Linked DNA regions of Homo sapiens: region 1 is linked to region 2. A link is a contact called in ENCODE Hi-C or POLR2A ChIA-PET data. All regions are on one chromosome and are shown on one strand. The core of a region is the stretch at or near the end of the contact, and the rest is flanking DNA. Distances in the headings are between cores, read along the strand shown. Region 1 overlaps LINC00452 (long intergenic non-protein coding RNA 452). Region 2 holds the start of F10-AS2 (F10 antisense RNA 2).

Region 1 (5,463 bases), core at 832-3,331, 750 kb after region 2:
ACTCAGCTTCCAGGTGGGGCCTGCCAGCTGGGGGCTGGCCCTGAAGATCACAGACTCCCAGACCGAGGGGGCGGGAAGGTCGTCTCATCCAGTGGGGACCCCTGTCCAGCCTTTTCTCCTGCTCTGTAGAACCTGTGGGGTCATTTCAGGAAACAAAATATACGAAGCTATCCAGCCTCAAAGCCATAAGTAACTAAGTAACTGAAAAATTAGACCCAAGCTTCCAGAAAAACGGTGCAGAACATCCTCCCACTCCCTTGGGTTGGGAGCTCCTAAAGGCGTTTCTTATTCCTCTCTGTTCTTCTGTCACGACCAGGGCTGAGCGTGCGTTCGAGCTTCTCCTGCATCATGACCAGGATGCTCTGGGACACCTTGTCCACGTCTGTGTCCACCAGTCCTGCTCAGAATCTCCCCAGGGGCTTTTCCACGATGCCCATCCAGGCGTCACCCTCACTCTAGGCCAGGAGGAGAAGGCATGCCCTGAGGATTCAGCCTCTTCTTCTTCATCCCTCCCAGCACCCAGTGTGTTGGGTGCACACAGTAGGTGCCCCATAAGTATCATAAGACCACAATGTGTTGGGTGCACACAGTAGGTGCCCCATAAGTATCATAAGACCACAATGTGTTGGGTGCACACAGTAGGTGCCCCATAAGTATCATAAGACCACAATGTGTTGGGTGCACACAGTAGGTGCCCCATAAGTATCATAAGACCACAATGTGTTGGGTGCACACAGTAGGTGCCCCATAAGTATCATAAGACCACAATGTGTTGGGTGCACACAGTAGGTGCCCCATAAGTATCATAAGACCACAATGTGTTGGGTGCACACAGTAGGTGCCCCATAAGTATCATAAGACCACAATGTGTTGGGTGCACACAGTAGGTACCCCATAAGTGTCGGAAGACCATAGTGCTCCTAGTGTCTTGCTCCTAAACACCGCACTACTCACTATGCAACATGGTTTGCACAGGTCTTCAAGGGAGAAAAACAAACTTCTCAGAACTCTCCAGCAAAATACAAATGTTTTGGTATTGAATATATTGTATTTAACTCAAAGCATTGGATGCTGTCAGGCTGGCCAGGTGATATTTATGAAGAGTCTTACAGGCATTTGTTGTCCCAACATTCTACTTCTGGGAATTTATCCAACGGAAATAATTCAAAATGCAGAAAAACTATGGCCAAAAATATTCATTGTAGTATAGCATTATTAGTACTAGTGAAAAATGTACACCAACCAAATGTCTAATAGGGAGGTTGTTAAGTGGCTGTGGTAAATTCTCTGAATGTATGGTCATGGAGAAAGAGAGAATAACATTTATCAAGAATTAATAACATTCCATCCATGAGTTATGATAAAGTAATCTGTGATAATTCCGTTCTAAAAGATATAAAATTATATATATGACATATAAGCCCAACCATTTTTTTCCTTGAACTACAATATAAGAGTTCTTAAGGGAAATATGGCAAAATGTTCAAGGATGGTTTGTGGTTTCTCTGGGTGATGGGACTGTAGGTGATTTCTTTTACATTTTTTTTCCCATCATGCGTGTATTACAATGGAAACTTCCAACGGGACGCCGGCCCCACCCTGTGTGCTGGTTTCTATGGCTACCTGTCATGTCCTCCGCACCCTCTCCTCTCCCCTGAATACAGTTCCTAGAGACCTTGAGTCCACAGCCCTGGGGCTCTGCACACTGCGGGTCCGGTGGTGTTTCCAGCGCCGTGTGGATGACTTCCCCGCGTGTTTCCCCCTCTACACAGTTGAGGAACAGAGAAGATCTCCACTTGCCAACGGACACAGCGCTAGTGAAGCCAATTATTGCTACATCCACTGATAAAGTTCGGGGGGAATTAAATTTTTTGGTCCATGGATGCAAATCGCCTCCAGGCACCTTTACTATCTCAGTGCTCTCCTCAGGAGGCTGCTGTTGGTGGCCAGGGATTTTGCCATAGCAAAGTTCTTACAGATTCCCAAACAATAGCACTCAGCTGTCTGCCTCTCTGGCAGGAGGACGGACATTCGCAGCTTTGGACTCATTTTCTTCCAAATATGAACACTTTCAAAGACAGGGATCTGCCAATGACTTTACCAGGAGGGCCTTGCCGGAGCTGTCACTGCTGTGGCATGCAAGAAAGCAAGAGTCCTCCAGGAAGCCGGCCAAGAGGCGCCTTCTCTTAGGCCAAACATGGGCAACATGAGAATAAGAATACACAAAATCAGGAGAACTAACAGGAGGCTGTGAGGAACTCACCCCAAATAATGAGGAAGCTGGAGAATAAGACCAGCCTGGTCCAACTAATGGCTGCTCCGTTGGAGGCACAGGAGTGCAGAGGCAGCGAGGCCTGCAGAAGACCCCTCGCTGCGCTGGGCGGCAACTCCAGTGAAAAGCTGCTAATCAAACACAACTGAATTCACACTATTTTAAAAATAAGTCTGTAAAGGCAAAACAGGTTAATAGTATTTTGACACTAAGCTTGTAGTTATAACAGATACTTTAAAAGGTCAATCCCAGTTACCACGGTGACTGCAGCTCAGGCACCGCAGAAGTGCGTGAGGATGAGAGTGAGGGAGCCGCAGCCTGGAAGGGTGGGTCCCAAAGTCTCACTGGCTGATAGGGTTTGGCTGTGTCCCCACCCAAATCTCACCTTGAATTGTAGGTTCCATAATCCCCACGTGTTGTGGGAGGGACCTGGTGGGAGGTAATTGAATTATAGGGGCGGGTTTCTCCCGTGCTGTTGTTGTGATAGTGAATAAGTCTCACACAATCCGATGGTTTTATAAAGGGCAGTTCCCCTGCATACACTCTGTCACCTGCCGCCCTGTAAGATGTGTCTTTGCTCCTCCTTTGCCTTCCACCATGATTGTGAGGCCTCCCCAGCCATGTGGAACTGTGAGTCCATTAAACCTCTTTTTCTTTATAAATTACCCAGTCTCGTTTAGGTCTTTCTTAGCAGTGTGAGAATGGACTAATACACTGGCAAATACCAGGGACAACTGTGGTGGTTGTTGTAACAAGAAGGATGACAGTCTCTGCCTACTGAGCACACAGTGTGCCGGATGCTGCAGCGCATGTGGGCAGAGAGGCCTCACTCTGTCTCACAGCGACCCCATGAGGCAGGTGTCACTGCCTCAAGCTACAAATAAAGAAACCGAGGCTTGAGAAGAATCAGTGACCTGTAGGAGATCACGCAGTTAATAAGCAATCAGGGCCGTGTTTGCAACCCAGACAGAACTTTCAAGCCCTTATCAGCAACATGGAAATAAATAACTCAAAGGTTAATTCCAGAAAGTTTCCTTACTCAAAGCGCATCTTGGCATTGATTTCACAGGCAGCAAGCCTCATCCCAAGCAATGCTAAAAGGTTTCATCACCCCAGCCCCATCCCCAGGCATCTGCTTGTCAGGCTTTAAGGTGATAAAGAAAGAGGAAGGATCATAAAAACACCCACGAAGAAATACAAGGGGGCTATCTAACTATTTTGGAATTAATCCCCTAGACTTTTGGAATGAGGATACATTGAGGAAAAGGTTATGGCAAGTTTGAGTCTGTCACCAACCTGCATCCGAGCCCCAGCAGGCCCTTCAGGTAACAAATCAAAGGCCTGTGTCCTGGTTCTTGCCCCTGCAGTCCTGGCCAACACTTTCTCTTAAGCGGCACCCACTGACCGGCTGCCTGGCAGCCTCCTCACCTTCCCTCTTCACTTGCTACATCTGATCCTTCAACAAGGCAGGAGTCCTGCGTCTACAGGCTTCTCCAGGAGCGATCTCTCTGTCAGGCTAATTAAACGGCAGCTACTCCCCAGGACAGTCCTGGAATCCTTGCTGAATCGTGGAAGCTCCAGGCAACCACAATACCCAGAATCTTTCCGTCACAGTTTAAGCCAGAGGTAGGGTCCCAGCAGGGGCCACTCGACCTTGCAGGAAAGCTCCCACATCCTACCCACGGGATGTTCTGGACCCCACTTCTGTTGTTGAGGTGAGGCTTTATTTTACTTCAAAAGTGTAGTACTTAGAAAAAAGTCAAGATAGTTGTATCTAGGAAGTAAAGATTCGTTTAATAAATTATTCAAAACTTCAGTATATCCTATTGCAATAATACTGAAACCAACTAAGAGAAAGGATGACGATACCCATCAAAGGGAAGTTAAGACCATCTTCTTAAGTAAATCAGAACCGGTGCCTGCACAGAATGAGCTGCTAAAAGAGATTTAAAAGCAATGAAAACACACAGATACGACCTGCCGTGTTCGTAATGTGCAGCCCAAGTGCGATTTCATATGACAGTTTCCCAAATTGCACCCTTCTGTGTGCAGATTTCAAAGTTTTGCCATATCCATGTGCTCTGAATTATTGTCTACCTAGGGCATCTTCAATAGACTCATTAAATACATTTAAATGTAAAATATGTTTACATTTAAATACATTTAAATACATCTGTGTGAGATTGAAGGTCCATTGTGCTGCCTGGTTTTTTCTACAGCACACTAAAATAAATTAGTAACTATTTTAAAAAATATCCATCCAGGTACCACCTAGAGCCCTGTCATATCCCCTCTGATCATCACCCACTGGCACTGGGTGTGACACCTTCCCCATGGGAACATGGCAGGACAACCCAGGAGGAGTCAGAGGACAGTGGGGGTCAGAACAGAGTGGGCAGCGCTGTGCGCAGTCCCCCGCCGGACGGCAGTGTCCTGAAATGTCAGCATGCTGGCATTTTATCCTACTCCTTTTATTAGGGAGCCTGAAATTTAAAAACATAGGCAGGCCCTGCTTATCAACACGGGTAATTTCCTATCTCGAGTGCATTCTCACTGAAGCAGGCCTTCCTATGATGTGTCCTAGGGAGATGGGCGTCACAGTTTGGGTTAACACTGAAAAACGTAAGGACAGTATAAAGATTTGAGTAGTAACCAAGATGGCACTCTTTAAACTTCAAACAATGTTTTTACAATTAATTTTTTTCTAATTATAAAAGTAATCCGTGTAGATTGCAGACCATTTGAAAAATACAGGAAAACACAAAGAAGGAAATAAAATTTATGCAGAGATAACCACTACTATGAAGTGGGCACTGAGTTCCATTAGGAAAAATTCCTAGGGGAGGAATTAGGGAATCAAATATTGAGTTTTCCTGTCAAGGGTGGTGCCAAGCTCTTCTGGTTGGCCACACATAGCCGACATGCCAGGCCAGCCTGCACCCTCCATCCCTCCACACACATCCAGAGCCGGGGGCCCAGGTGGCCTCTCCCACAGCTAAGGCTCAGCAGAGCCAAGGGTGGCTGCCAGGCCCGCTGGTGCCCTCTGCATGCATCTCTGCCTCTTGGGAATGGGCCAGGACTGCAGAGTGGGAGAGCGCTCAGGAAGGCTTGGTGGAGACAAACTGGCAAAGTGTTTTTAATGCTGCAAAACCAAATATATGCAAGAAAGCTGTAAAAATTGGAGGAAGATG
Region 2 (6,020 bases), core at 2,383-4,882:
ACTGGCCATGAAAATCAAATGAACTTTCGGTAAACAGAAAAGATTCCGGACAAGGCCTGCCGTGTGTCTCCCAAACGTCTCCTGCAGTTTGCGTCTTGTGTAATGTCCCTAAGCAAAGTTCAACAGTTCTAGTACAAAAACTCCCCAAAAAAGTCATGAGCTGGGCAAAACCGTTCGTAAACAGATGTTGCGAAGTCAGGGAAAATCAAAGTGGACAGGTGTTCGACCTCCCAGAAACGGTCTGAGGAGGGGCCGGTCTCCCAGGGTGGGCGGGAGGGCATTCCTGGCCTGCCCGCTCTGAGGCCTTCTCCGTGGAGCTGGCTGTCGGGCTCCTCGCCGGCCCTTCCTGGAGAAAAGGCTTCTGCCTCGGAGCTAGCCTGCTGTTGGGCTGCGTTTCCTAGGCAGCCACGTGGTCCCCAGGGCCCCAGAGGTAAACCCTGGACTTGGATTCCCGTTTCTGGAAATCAAAGGTTGAGTGGGGTCCAGAGAGAACTCTGGGAAAATAATTACAATTGAAACCCCCCATCGCCATCACTGTCTGCACCCTGGTTCCTGCCGCACTGGGTGTCTGGTGCCCGTGCCCGTCTCAGGATAGAAAGGAAACTGGAGGCTGCAGAGAGAAGGACCTGATGGGTCGTAGCTCAGCATCTGCCGAAGCCCCATCTAGAAATAGGTTCTCGTCCTGGGAGGTGTGGGAGGGAGCCTCGGGAGGGAGACAGCAGGAGGAGAGGCCCCAGTCCTGGACACGCGCTGGGGGTTGAAGTCTCGGCTCTGCAGGCTCCTGTGCTGCGTGGCAGGGATTTTCTCTCTGCCTAAATATCGTCTTCATAAGTAAAGGCAAGTGGGCTAAACCTATGTCATCTCCGTGTTAACTCAGAATAGTCTAGGCCTGGGCCAGGGGACACTTTGTGATCTGAGACCCCCAGAATTCCCTGAGGGAGGCCCAGCTCTGTTTCGGGAAATAACTGAAGCGGCTGTTTGTGCGAGGTGAGACCCTGAGGACCGAGAGCAGCAGGAGGTCATGGTGGGGAGCAAAAACGGGAAAAGTGATTCCGCCTGAGACTGAGGGAGAGAGAACCCAGGTGAGACCCTGAGGACTGTGAGCAGCAGGAGGTCACGGTGGGGAGTAAAGATGGGAAAAGTGATTCCGCCTGAGAGTGAGGGAGAGAGAACAGAGGTGAGACCCTGAGGACCGAGAGCAGCAGGAGGTCACGGTGGGGAGTAAAGATGGGAAAAGTGATTCCGCCTGAGAGTGAGGGAGAGAGAACAGAGGTGAGACCCTGAGGACCGAGAGCAGCAGGAGGTCACGGTGGGGAGTAAAGATGGGAAAAGTGATTCCGCCTGAGAGTGAGGGAGAGAGAACAGAGGTGAGACCCTGAGGACCGAGAGCAGCAGGAGGTCACGGTGGGGAGCGAAGGTGGGAGAAGTGATTCCGCCTGAGAGTGAGGGAGAGAGAACCTGCAGCAGCCCCATCGCCTCCCCCAGTGACACCTCCCCTCCCCCTGAGCAGGAAGGGGAGCTTTGGGGCGTCCACCTCTGGAGGACGAAGGTGAGAGCGGGTGTCGGGGGCCTGGTGGGGCAGGGAGGCCCTTGTGGGTGCTGGGAGACCAGCCTGTGTGGGTCCAGAGCTGCGCTTGGATGGGGAGATGGGCCTGCCGTCTGGGAACACGCAGCCCAGGCTGTGAGGAAGAGGAAGCAGGAATGAGAGCTTCAGCCAGGACAGCTGGTGGACGGCAGACCTCGGCCCCACCATCACTGTCATGGAGCCATCTCAGCAGGGCTGGGGGTTAAGCTCCCGTTTAGAAGGACCCCACTCCACAGCCACGGGGTAGCCACTGATGTGGGCAAGCGCCCGCCATGAAGACCCCACCTTGGTGGAAGGGCACTGAGAAACTGGACACCCTCGAGACTCAGAGGATCACCTCAGAACTGGCCTGTTAACTATGCCAGGAAAGCATGCCTTTAGCGTGGCAAAACCTGGGGACCCAGCCTCCTCCTGAGCCGAAGGCAGGGGGCTGCCAAAACACTGTCTAAGCAGAGCCCGATCCTGAGTCAGGCAAGTCCAGATGGAGGAAACCATAGACTCTTAAAAAACGTCAGCGTCAGCAAAGACCAGAAACAGCCAGTGACTCTGCAGTCAGTGAGACCAGAGGAGTCTGCAGGCTGCCAGGAGAGCGAGGGAGACTGCTGGGGGTTCCCGTCAGACAGCGCTCAGCGGGGGCGAGGGGAGAGGGAGAGAGGCAGAGCCAGAGAGACAAAAAGAAAGAGAGACAGAGACAGAGAGAAAGAGAGAGACAGAGACAGAGAGAAAGAGAGAGACAGAGACAGAGAGAAAGAGAGAGACAGAGACAGAGAGAAAGAGAGAGACAGAGACAAAGAGAAAGAGAGAGACAGAGAAAGAGAAACAGAGGGGAGGGAGTAAGTCCAGGTAAAAAACAAACAAAAAAATTGAGAATAGAACAAGAGAGAAACAGAGACATGGAGACACAGAGAAAGACACAGTGAGACACAGGAGACAGAGACAGAGAGAGATGCTGAGAGACAGACAGGGAGAGGGAGAGAGAGAGGAGACACCAAGACACAAAGAGGGCGGAGAGACAGACACAGAAAGAGGGAGACAGCGGGGCTGGATGGACGTGTGGCCGGGCCAGTGGGGAGGAGAGACGAGTCCGCAGACAGCGTTCAGAGGCCGCGCTGCCTGGGTGCTGAGCCGTCCCGGGGTTCACGGTCGCAGTTTGTCCTTACAAAACGCCCAGCCGCCCCGACCTGTGGTGCTTAGGGAGGACCTACCTGGCTGTGCCGGTCTGAGAAGGGGCCAGTGAGGCCCGGTGCGGGTACGGGCGGGTGCAGATGCAGCCAGGAGGACGGGCGGGAGCGGGGGCCTGTCCCACACGGGGGCCTCGGCAGCACCGGCATGGCTGGAGGCCAGTACGGCCAGGTGTGGCGGGAGGGAGCGCCGTCTGGCTTGGGTCGTCCATCCTGACAGGACGCTGCAAGGGCAGGAGCCCCGCGCCCCGTGTCCTGCGCCCCCGCTCGAGGACAAGCCCCAGCCGCCGGTCTCCGCTGGGTTCCGACAGGCCTTGCTGGGAGGCCTTGCTGGGAGCTGGGGGTCGAGGCTCACAGACTGCGCTGACCCCAGCAGGCACAGCTGGGTCCAGGGACTCGGGAACTCGCAGCCTGACGCGGGCCGGACCCCCGGGGTGGGTGCTGAGGGCCTCGGATGCCCTCCCTGGCTGGACGTTGTGGCTGTGCTGATACTGAGCGGTAACCCTAGGAAGGAGAGTCCCCTGGGCTCAGCTACCCGGGACAAGGTCAACAGGGACACCGGCCCCAGTTCCAGGAGAAAAACAAGCACGGCCAGCGGCGAGTGTGGGCGACAGCAGCTCAGGGAGAAGCAGATTATCAACAGCGAATTCACTCAGGGTCAGCCAACTGTACGCTTAAAAAAAGATTCCTGCGGTAAACTGTATGTCTATTTTACCACAATAAAAAACTTATTGTTTTTAATTACCAATGACTTCTAAAAAATGTTTTTAAAACCCAGATCACAAATCCTGAACATAGGGCCTGAAAGGCGAATTCAGCCACCACGGAGGACTCCCGCACCGTGGAGCCGGGACGCAGGGACTCCATGCTGCGCGGAGGGCAGGGGCACGTGACGCAGGGCGTGGGGGAGGCGGGGCGTGGAGGAGGCGGGGCGCGGGGGGCGGGGCGTGGGGGAGGCGGGGCGTGGGGGCGGGGCGTGGGGGGCGGGGCGTGGGGGAGGGCAGGGGCACGTGACGCAGGGCGTGGGGGAGGCGGGGCGCGGGGGAGGCGGGGCGCGGGGGAGGAGGGGCGTGGGGGGGCGGGCCGTGGGGGAGGAGGGGCGTGGGGGGGCGGGCCGTGGGGGAGGAGGGGCGTGGGGGGCGGGGCGTCGGGGAGGGCAGGGGCACGTGACGCAGGGCGCGGGGGAGGCGGGGCGCGGGGGAGGCGGGGCGCGGGGGAGGCGGGGCGCGGGGGAGGCGGGGCGCGGGGGAGGCGGGGCGCGGGGGAGGCGGGGCGCGGGGGAGGAGGAGGAAGGGTTCTGAGTGGACGCGGGGACTCCATGCCACGCGGAGGGCAGCCGCTCATGAGGCGGGGTGTGGGGGAGGAGGAGGAAGGGTTCTGGAGTGGCTTTTCTACTCCAGAAGTCTCCCCGATCCTGAAAGAAAATCTAGACAGGTGGAAAAAAGAGAAACATGTCCAGATAGTGTCTTCCACATTAATGGTCTCCCAAGCTCTGAGGAAGCCCAATGAGTTGAACAGTTTCTCATAAGCTTGCGGGTCCCTGTCAGTGCTTCTGAGATGCTAAAAACGCCAGGCTGTGGGCTGCGTCACCATGTGTCTCCTCTTTAATTTCTTCAGGAGCTCCAGGTGATAAGCTGCCACCTCCATCCACAATGTGGACATCAGAGGATGCAGCATGCTGTGGTTTGAATGTGTCCCTATAGTGCACGTGTTGGAAACTTAATCCCAAGGCAACAGTGTTGAGAGGTGGGACCTTTAAGACGCATTCATTGTCAGAGCCCACGTGAATGAATTGATACCACTATTGTAGGAGTGGGTTCGTTATTTTGGAATAAAAGGATGAGTTTGGCCCCCTTCCTCTCTCCCCTTTCTCTCTCTCTCTCTCTCTCTCTCTCTCTCTCTCACGCGCATCCACCTTCCACCATGGGATGACGCAGCAAGAAGGCCCTCGCCAGATGGGGGCCCCTGGACCTTTGATGTCCCAGCCTCCAGAACTGTAAGAAATAAATTTCTGTTCTTTATAAATTACCCAGTCTCAGATATCCTGTTACAGCACCACAAAGTGGACTAGACCACACTCTACTCTGTGAATCTAAGACGCACCATTATTGATGAACCTGAAAGAAAGAGCATATACCCAAATTAGCTGTGGGTCAGCTCAGCCTGGAGGCAAGAGGGGGAAGCTCAGATAATCTAAACCACAGGCCAGCCAGGAACCAGCTTTGCAATACATTTACACTATTCACATGGGCTCCCAAAACTCACACAAAAAAATGTATTTAAAGGGATTGCAAAGTGGCAGTGCCCCCAGGGGGCAACATAAAGCACAACCCCTTTCAGGAAGAACTCGGCCTTGTCCAGGCTGACATTAGAACATTGGCTGTAGGGAACAGGCCAATTCAGAGATGTTGAAATCTAAAACATAGGTCCCAGAGTTGATTGAACAGGTATTTAAATAGGGACTGCGGCAAGATCTAAGTATTCAATGACCAGGTTCTCCATAGGCTGCTCATTTCAGGTTCCACACAAAGTTGTGGGGTCAGTTGATTTAAGCTGGGGACCCCCACAGAGGACACCCCAACATCTGAAGGACACGACAAAGACCCCAAAGGAAGGAAGATTCTCCTCAGGTATACAGAAGGAAAGTAAACCAGTCAATGGAAAAAGTGTCCCAATGTTGGTTGGTTTGTTTTTCAGAACAGAAGAGGGTGACAGAAGAACGATTATTCATATGAGAGATGAGGAAGATGAGTAGAACGAGGTGAATCTTAATGTTTGGACAATTTATTATTGTAGAATTTTTGGTCCAAAGGTGGTATCTTTGAGAAGGCAGATGAGAAAATTAAATCACCACATACAACACGGTCAGTCCACGTACAACACAGTCAATCACAGCTGTGGCCTCGATGTTGATGCCTTCCTGTATTAGTCTGTTCTCATGTCACTGTGAAGAAATACTTGAGACTAGGTAATTTATAAAGAAAAGCGGTTTAATGAACTCACAGTTCCACATGGCTGGGGAGGCCTCAGGAAACATAATCATGGCAAGCAGGCACCTCTTCACAGGGTGGCAGGAGAGAGAAAATGTGTGTCAATCACAGGGGGAAGCCCCTTATAAAATCATTAGCTCTTGTGAGAATGCACTCACTATCACAAGAACCACCTCCATGATTCAATCACCTCCACCTGGTCCTGCCCTTGACCTGTGGGGATTATTACAATTCAAGGTGAGATTTGGTTGGGGACACAGAGCC

Evidence for each region. A loop is a pair of places that touch in the nucleus more often than their neighbours do. ChIA-PET counts read pairs that join two places held with the same protein, here RNA polymerase II (POLR2A).
Region 1: a map of ascending aorta shows a loop between it and region 2 (9-fold over the local background). The contact joins the enhancer-like site here to the promoter of F10-AS2 in region 2. A Hi-C loop is called at or near these places in 1 of 168 maps with a recorded cell type or tissue (ascending aorta). POLR2A ChIA-PET finds 5 or more read pairs at or near these places in 1 of 52 experiments (PC-9).

What each region holds. Positions count from the first base shown.
Region 1 is chr13:113,901,475-113,906,937 of GRCh38, forward strand. LINC00452 (long intergenic non-protein coding RNA 452) reads left to right here. Exons shown (of 8, transcript NR_164112.1): 3 at 317-540. Among named protein-coding and RNA genes, the nearest start is that of LINC00452, 9.1 kb to the left of the region's middle. Within about 2 kb of position 2,082, at least 5 of the 41 ENCODE cell types and tissues checked have a DNase peak (open chromatin) inside an H3K27ac peak, as active enhancers do; they include ascending aorta, where a contact is called at or near this core.
Region 2 is chr13:113,150,354-113,156,373 of GRCh38, forward strand. F10-AS2 (F10 antisense RNA 2) reads right to left here and starts at 3,633. Exons shown (of 3, transcript XM_011537532.4): 1 at 3,561-3,633; 2 at 2,791-3,417; 3 at 1-457. The coding sequence starts at 3,633. The coding sequence ends at 129. LOC124903216 (a long non-coding RNA gene) reads left to right here and starts at 4,147. Exons shown (of 4, transcript XR_007063880.1): 1 at 4,147-4,512; 2 at 4,704-4,762; 3 at 5,464-5,527. RefSeq lists a silencer at 4,014-4,063.